2 separate regions of the Homo sapiens genome follow, and region 1 is linked to region 2. Evidence: read pairs that join two places in POLR2A ChIA-PET (ENCODE). Cell type or tissue: PC-3. All regions are shown on one strand. Each heading gives the region's core, and the rest is flanking DNA. Links, peaks and the distances in the headings are about the cores only.

The links. ChIA-PET counts read pairs that join two places held together with the same protein. Peaks named below come from ENCODE experiments on the same cell type or tissue, not always from the same donor. Only the 100,000 strongest peaks of a DNase experiment are listed, where the experiment ranks them.
Region 1: POLR2A ChIA-PET joins it to region 2 with 5 read pairs; 11 of 35 experiments call an interaction of 5 or more read pairs at or near these places.

What each region holds. Positions count from the first base shown.
Region 1 is chr16:69,108,269-69,112,592 of GRCh38, forward strand. HAS3 (hyaluronan synthase 3) reads left to right here. Exons shown (of 4, transcript NM_001199280.2): 2 at 1,128-1,763. The coding sequence starts at 1,128. Among named protein-coding and RNA genes, the nearest start is that of HAS3, 4.8 kb to the left of the region's middle. RefSeq lists an enhancer at 1,095-2,064. In PC-3, for the core only: no CTCF peak of the experiment used is centred there; no DNase peak of the experiment used is centred there; H3K4me3 peaks cover 1,934 bases; H3K27ac peaks cover 1,883 bases.
Region 2 is chr16:69,018,766-69,023,155 of GRCh38, forward strand. TANGO6 (transport and golgi organization 6 homolog) reads left to right here. Exons shown (of 18, transcript NM_024562.2): 16 at 4,063-4,214. Among named protein-coding and RNA genes, the nearest start is that of HAS3, 85 kb to the right of the region's middle. In PC-3, for the core only: no CTCF peak of the experiment used is centred there; no DNase peak of the experiment used is centred there; H3K27ac peaks cover 2,639 bases.

The DNA of each region.
Region 1 (4,324 bases), core at 325-4,324, 90 kb after region 2:
AAGTGTTTCCATTTTTAGGGAAATGACTTACCTGAGACATGAGGCAGGAATCCATTAGAACTCCCATTGTGCTATGGGGAGACCAAGTCTCAGAGAACTGGGGCAAGGTCAGGCAGCCAGGAGGCAGAAGTGCTGTCTTAAACCCAATTCTCTAGTGCCAAGTCCTGGGCTGTTATAAAATACAGCTGTTTCCAACAGGGGAGATGTTAGGAGCCCTGACTTAGTTGCAAATGGAAACCGGGCATTGTTTCCAGGAGTGGCTGGGCAGGGGGACACGCACAGAGACGCATGCTGCACGGGCACTAGGACCAAGCGGATGGGATGCCCAGGCAGCCACTGTGGAGGCTGCTGCAGTGGTGGCTGCAGTTCCCTGTGCTTTCTTCAGCCCTGGGCTCTAGGAGGCTGTCCACTCCCCAGCTTGCATTTCCTGGTCTGCCTCTCCCCCTGCTTTCCCTTTCTTTCCTGCCTCTCAAGTAAAAGGTGAGAAAGTGGAGGACACAGGGAAAGTTTCTCTAATAACTGTCTTGAGAAAGGGAAGCTGCTGCTTTTTCCCAATGCCCCTTTGTTTGCTGTTTCTTTTGCTCCTGCACTTTCTTCTTGGGTCTTACTGGTGGCTGCACTTTACTGGTGAATATCCCCTCCAGGAGTGGGTGCAGGGTAGGGGGAAGCTCTTAGGCCACTGGCTGCCTCCCTGGCCCTCAGGTGCCCAGAGCTGCCTCAGGCTCACCCCCTTGAAGCTTACCTCTTCAGCGCTTTGGGCCAGGTAGAGCCCAGTTCTGCCACCCACCAGCCAGATGTCACGTGACCCTCTGGGCCTTGGCTTGTCTACCCCAGTGCTACACTAAGGGCTTTGTATGTGTCGCCCATTTAACCCTCAAAGATGCCTTGAGGTTAGTCCTGCAACCCACATTTTACAGATGACGTAAGGGGGCACAGACATCAAGTGGCAGAGCTGGGATCTGAACCCCAGTAGTCTGGCTTCTGAGTCTACCAAGTCTTATGCTCAGTAAGCGGTAACGGTTTTGATCAGTGGGTCATGTCCACTAGTAACAGAGAACACCCATGCTCCCACGGACTGGAAATGCTGCCTCCTGCCTGACCCTTCATCTCCTGCCTTCTCTCGCCAGATGCCGGTGCAGCTGACGACAGCCCTGCGTGTGGTGGGCACCAGCCTGTTTGCCCTGGCAGTGCTGGGTGGCATCCTGGCAGCCTATGTGACGGGCTACCAGTTCATCCACACGGAAAAGCACTACCTGTCCTTCGGCCTGTACGGCGCCATCCTGGGCCTGCACCTGCTCATTCAGAGCCTTTTTGCCTTCCTGGAGCACCGGCGCATGCGACGTGCCGGCCAGGCCCTGAAGCTGCCCTCCCCGCGGCGGGGCTCGGTGGCACTGTGCATTGCCGCATACCAGGAGGACCCTGACTACTTGCGCAAGTGCCTGCGCTCGGCCCAGCGCATCTCCTTCCCTGACCTCAAGGTGGTCATGGTGGTGGATGGCAACCGCCAGGAGGACGCCTACATGCTGGACATCTTCCACGAGGTGCTGGGCGGCACCGAGCAGGCCGGCTTCTTTGTGTGGCGCAGCAACTTCCATGAGGCAGGCGAGGGTGAGACGGAGGCCAGCCTGCAGGAGGGCATGGACCGTGTGCGGGATGTGGTGCGGGCCAGCACCTTCTCGTGCATCATGCAGAAGTGGGGAGGCAAGCGCGAGGTCATGTACACGGCCTTCAAGGCCCTCGGCGATTCGGTGGACTACATCCAGGTAAGGGCGCCTCCCTAGGAGCGTGTGTACATGGGGATAAGTCTGGACAGCCTGGCAAACTCTCCGCCAAGAATCTGAGGTCTGGTCTAGGTCCCTTGGGTTGTGCACACACCTGTGCACTTAAGAAGGCAACAAGGTGGCCGGGCGCGGTGGCTCACGCCTGTAATCCCAACACTTTGGGGGGCCGAGGCGGGTGGATCACAAGGTCAGGAGATCCAGACCATCCTGGCTAACACGGTGAAACCCCATCTCTACTAAAAATATAAAAAATTAGCCGGGCATGGTGGCAGGCGCCTGTAGTCCCAGCTACTCGGGAGGCTGAGGCAGGAGAATGGCTCCTGGGGAATAAGGCGTGAGCCACCACACCCGGCCTTATTATTATTATTTTTTAAAGACAAAGGGTCTCACTATGTTGCCCAGGCTGGAGTGCAACGGCTATTTAAAGGCATGATCAATACGCACTATAGCCTCAAACTCCTGGCCTTGGGCAGTCCTCCCACCTCATCCTCCCTAGTAACTGCGATTACAGGCACATACACCACCGCACCCAGCTCCATGTTAGCCCTTTTAATCCTCTTAACACTCCCAGGGAGAAGTGCTATTATCTCCACTCATAGAAGGTGAAAGCAAAGCACAGAGAAGCTAAGTAACTTGCCTAATGTCCCATTGCTAGTAGGGTGCAGAGCCAGGATTTGCGCCCAGGCCGTCTGTCTCAAGTCTTCTCTTACCTGTGATGCAGCACTGCCTCAGCAATGGCAACGTGGGGCTGAACCTCTTCATAAGAAAGCGTGGTGAAGAGCAAAAGAAACCATCCTCAAAAACACTCAAAATATTCTAGTTATGGCCAAAAAGTCCCATTCTTCCTAGTGTCAAAGTCATGTCTGGGCGGTGAGAGACACAGGTGCGAATGACTAGCTTCATTTTGTAGGAGCATCGGCAGGGGCGGGACCCTGATTAAACCCTGCCCAGCTTTGGTCAAAGCAATCACTGACATAAGCCTGGAAATTGTACTAGGTTGATATGGTTTCCATCTTCAAATAAAAAAAACTCAAGAGTTGAAAAGATTAAAGACCACATCTTTCAGTACAAAGTAGAAACCCTAGGACCCTGGATTTCTAGGCCAGGATTTTTTTTTTTTTTTTTTTTTTTTTTTTTTTTGAGACAGAGTAGCTGGGATTACAGGTGTGCACCACAACACCCAGCTACTTTTTGTAGTTTTAGTTAGGGACAGGGTTTCTCCATGTTGGTCAGGCTGGTCTTGAACTCCTGACCTCAGCTGACCCACCCACCTTGGCCTCCCAAAGTGCTAGGATTACAGGCGTGAGCCACCGCACCTGGCCTAGGCCAGGATTCTTGATGGCATCCATGCTGCCTCTCTTCCTGACTCTGTTCTCTGACCTCCACGCCTGCCAGAGCAGGGTGCTGCCCATCACTTGATCAGTGCTTGAAGGTGCAGTGGCTGTCCTGCCAGCCCACCTGTGTACCAACTCAGTCTGCTGACAGCATTTTGAGTCCCCTAATACGATTTTTCTCTGGTGTACACACCTAAAATTAGCTCACTCAGATTGCGTGTCTGGCTTTTTTGACAGTTGTCTCTGCATGAGGGTTGATATGTTTATCTTTTTCTGGCTTCCTAGGCCCAGGACCTCCTCAGTCATGGAGGGAGTTAGGAGAGCTTAGCAGGCTGTTTTGACTGCAGTTCACCTGGGGTCGTGGGACCTTGTGAAACTTTCCTGGGGACCCAAATGCTTAGGGAAAAGCCCTTGAGCCCTGGCACAGGCTCAAGCCACAGTGACTTTGTCATCTATTCCCTTCAAGCACAGGATCTCACCCCCACCCCACCCTGCCATCTCCCTTTCCTGGCCATCTGGGTTCTGGTGGATCAGCAAACAGGCTCACACACCTGAGCTGTCTCTTTACAGCCCTGGGATCACTGCATAAGGTTGCCCTGGGCCAGAGCCAGTGAGCGCTTGCTGGATCTCAGCCTGTCTTCTAACCGCCTGCTGCGGAGGTATCTCTCCCTCCTAGGCAGAACTCTGCCCGAGCCAGTGGGGAAACCCAGGCAGCACGAGAGCTCTTCTTTCCCTAACCTTGCTCAGTTAGAAAGACATCCAAGACATCCCTGGACTGAAGGAAGCAAAGCAGCATATAAAGAATGGGCTAGGGCAGGGGCAGGGAGGAGCAGTGAGACCAGCAGAACAGCAGCAGTGCTGGGAGTCTTGGCCTGTAAGTGGAGGAGGCTCTGCTAGTCTGGCCTGAGGCTTCCTGGGCCCTTCCCAGGCATGGACCAGGATGTAAGGATATGCCTGGTGGGGAGGTGGGAAGAAGCACATATGAGGGACTCAGCCTGGTGCTGATGCTGTTCTGATTCCCCCTTAGCCTTCTACTGCTTATCTGTGGCCACCCTGTCTTCCAACATAGAGAAAGCTGGGTGGGGTTGTGGTGTCAGAGGCAGCCTCCTTTCCTGCAGGAATCTTACTCAGCAACTTTAATACAAGGATCTTAGGCTTCTACAGAACAGGGTTTTGGTTTATCTGTGGATCTCTTTGTTGCTCTCCTAA
Region 2 (4,390 bases), core at 248-4,247:
TTAAAAAGAAAATTAGCCGGGCGTGGTGGCGGGTGCCTGTAGTCCCAGCTACTCAGGAGGTTGAGGCCCGGGAGGCGGAGCTTGCAGTGAGCCAAGATCACGCCACTGCACTCCAGCCTGGGCGACAGAGTGAGACTCCGTCTCAAAAAATAAATAAATAAATAAATAAATCTGTATGTTTGATTTGTTAATAGTAGGAAAAGTTGTGTGTGTGCATATTTGCATACATAAATGGGAATACTGGTTCTGGTAGTTTCTTTCACTTTAACAATGTCTTGAGGAGAGCTTTTCATGTCAGTATATATAATTCTGTCATGTTCATTTTAATCACTGCATAGTAATCCGTAATATGGGTATACCATGGTTATTTAACCTTTCCTATATGAATTTTTTAGTTTATTTCTTCTCATTTTTCACGATTACAATTCACTAAATTCTTGATGCAGATGTCCTTGTGCAGATATGTAACTACCTCTCTAGGATAGATAATTAGAAATGCAAAGACTGGGTCAAAGAGTCTGAGATGACAATTCAAATCTCCTCTTTTCTATTCTGAAAATAGGTTATGTCTAGGTCATCAATGATTTAGTTTTGGCAGCATACGTTGATGTTAACAGGACAGAGGTGAGTCTTATGACTGCATGTAGTATGTTAGGAATTGGGAGCATTTTGGAGAAAGTACTCCTTTATCTTTTTCTTATACTGTATGGAAGGTACATTGTGCTTTGGACCTTGAGGGGAAAACAAAAACAAAAACGAAAAAAAACAAACTTCTTCGTCCTCTTCCTTCCAAGGGACTGAGACTAGCAAAGTCATGCTTTCGAGCAACCTCTGCTTGACTCTGTGACAGCATTTGCCACACAGTTCTATAATTGTCAGTACTTATCTGTTTATATGTACTCCTTAAACTTTGGGCATCTTCTTTTCTCCTTATTTTATTTCATTTTAGTTTTGTAGAGACAAACTATCCCTATGTTGCCCAGGCTGGTCTCAAACTCCTGGGCTCAAGCAATCCTCCCGCCTCAGCCTCCCAAAGTGCTGGGATTATAGGCATGAGCCACCGTGCCCAGCCTACTTTGGGCTTCTTAAAGGGTAAAAATAGTATTTCATCAGTTCTTGTATTCCTAGAATATTAGCATGATACCTAGTACATAATTATGTTTTGTTGAATAAATGAATGAATTCAATTCAATATTACCATTTCCTGTACCTAGTACAGTCATGTGTTGCTTAACAATGGGAATACATTCTGAGAAATGTGTAGTTAGGTGATTTTGTCATTGTACAAACATCATAAAATGTGCCTACACAAACCTAGATGATATTATATTTATATATATTTTTTATACAGAAAATCAAATGTCCCAGTGTCCCAGCACCATTACTGAATACTAATTATTTCCCCAACTTGATCTAATACTAATTATTTCCCCAACTTGATCCCCAACTTGATCAGGTTTCTAAATGTGTGCTGCCCTACAATCTGATAGGACCAGTGTTGTATATGCAGTCCATGATTGACCAAAGCATTGTTATGCAGCTCATGACTGTATATGCAAAGACTGCTAAGACCTGATGGGATCAGAGATGAAGGAGTCAAAGTTCTACCCTCAAGGAATTTATAGTCTTATGGAAGAAACAGATACAGGCTTAAAACATTTAGGAACCAAGGCACGAGTGACAAATGTGATTTAAGTCAAAGCGACTTAAGCACAAAGTATTGTGAGACTTTCAAGGAGGGCTAATTGAAGCTCACTGAGGGGAAGAGGCAGGTTCCACAAAGAAAGTGGCATTTGAACTGGGCCTGGTAGGACAGGTCAGTGATTTATCAATATAGGTCATCATTTGGTGATTAAAAATAGGTGACTTTATGCTTGTAATCCTAACACTTTGGGAGGTAGAGGCAGGAGGATCACTTGAGTTTAGAAGTTCAAGACCAGCCTGGGCAACATAGTGAGACCCTGTTTCTACAAAAAAATCAAAAAATTAGGCGCGATGGCATACACCTGTCTTCCCAGCTACTCTGGAGGCTGAGGTGAGAGGATCACTTGAGCCCAGGAGATTGAGGCTGCAGTGAGCTGTGATCACTCCAGCCTGGGTAACAGAGCAAGACCCACCCCCCCTTTATATATGTATGTATGTGTGTGTGTGTGTGTGTGTGTGTGTGTGTGTGTGTGGTGTGTGTGTGTATGCGGAATCTTCTTATCACCACCTCTACTGTTGTCTTTCCAGCTACTTACTGTAGTAGGTTTCTACCTTGGACCCTTGTTCCACCCTGGACATACATGGTACCCAACAATGTGTTCTCAGCACTGCAGCCAGTGTGATCTTTTTGCACTCCTTTGCTCAGAATCCTCCAAAGGCCTCTCATTGTACTCTGAGAAAAAGTTCAAGTCCTTGCAGTGTCCTGCAAGGCCCTTCATGATCTACCCCACCTTCCCATCCCTGCCCTTACTTCTCTAGCCTCATCTAGGGCTTCCTTGGTGTTCTCAGACATGCCAGGCGTGCTCCTCTACAGGTTTTTACACTGGCTGTTCTCTCTTCCTGGTATGCTCTTCTCCCAGAAATGCACATGACTGATACGCTCACCTTCCAGTCTTTGTTTAAATGTCACCTTCTCAATGAAGCCTACCTTTACCACCTTTTTAAAACCTGAAGTCGGCCACCATTCCCATTATTCCTTATTTCCCTTACCTGTTTTACTTTTTTTGCCCCTATAGTATGTATTACCTTCTAACATTCTATCTAATTTACACTAGAATATAAGCCACAGAAGGGCAGGAATCATGGTCTCTTGTTTCGCAGCATATGCCAAGCATCTGGAACAATGCTTAGCACATACTAGGCCTCTCGTTAAATATTTGTCTAATAATCATAGTTCTCTTTCTCCAGGACCCAAATGCCTTGATTGTTTTTCACTCAATTTGCTTATCCAAGCAGACAGCAGGATAAGACAGGGAAAAGTAGGCTGATGATTGGGGTCTAGGGTCTAGCCTGGGGGCCACACTTTTTGTTTGTGTGACCATGGGCTAATTATAGTTGGGCTGGGTTTGTGAAAGTTTATTAAGCTATATACTTATGATATATACATTTTTTGTATGTATATGTAAATTTTTTTTTCTTTTTTTTTTTTTTTTTAAGACAGAATCTCACTGTGTTGCCCAGGCTGGAGTGCAGTGGCGCAATCTCGGCTCACTGCAAGCTCCGCCTCCCGGGTTCAGGCCATTCTCCTACCTCAGCCTCTCATGTAGCTGGGACTACAGGCGCCCGCCACCACGCCCGGCTAATTTTTTATATTTTTAGTAGAGACGGGGGTTTCACCGTGTTAGCCAGGATGGTCTAGATCTCCTGACCTCGTGATCCGCCCACCTCGGCCTCCCAAAGTGCTGGGATTACAGGCGTGAGCCACCGCGCCTGGCCGTGTATGTAAATTTTTTAAGTTTTCTGTAATAAGACTCTGAAAATAACTGCTAGTAACACTATGGGGAATATCTTCACATGTTTTATCTCTACATGTAGACTTTTGAGAATAAAATTGAGATTCTACATGCTTTTTCACAAAACCATACATCATGAATATTTTTCATAACATGAAATATTCTTCTGGAGCATGATTTTTAATGGTTATGCAAGTACTTTGAAAAGAATAAGACATTGGTCATGTACGGTGACTCACTCCTGTAATCCCAGCACTTTGGGAGGCCAAGGCAGATGGATAGCTTGAGCCCGGGAGTTCAAGACCAGCCTGAGCAACATGGCAAAACCCCATTTCCACAAAAAATACAAAAATTAGCCGGGCATGGTGGCATGCACCTGTAGTCCCAACTACTTGGGAGACTGAGGTGGGAGAATCACCAGAGCCTGGGAGGTCAAGGCTGCAGTGAGCTGTGATTGTGCCACTGCACTCCAGTCTGGGCAATACAGCAAGACCCTGTCTCAAAAAAAAAATAAAAACAAAAAGAATAAGACATCATGCAGTGAACTATGGAAATATAATTCTTCCTTTTTTAAGAAGTTGAAATTTTGTTTTAAGGGGTTTTGATTTCTTCCTTTTTCCTATAGGAGACATGGTCTCAAAGTACCGAGAACCTTTGATCCATACCTTCCTGAGGGGAGTGAGAGATCCTGATGGTGCTCACAGGGCCAGCAGCTTGGCCAACCTTGGGGAGCTGTGCCAGAGGCTGGACTTTCTGCTGGGCTCCGTGGTCCATGAGGTACTGTATTTTGATTCCTTTCTCTAAAGCGTGTTTTCACTTGGACCTACGATGCATCTTGAGATTGGGAGTCAGGAGACCTGGGCTCTTTTTGCAGATCTGCCACTGCCTCCCTGTGAGACAGGGCAAGTGAGCCATTGAACTTCCCAAGGCTTCATCTGTCTCACATGTATATT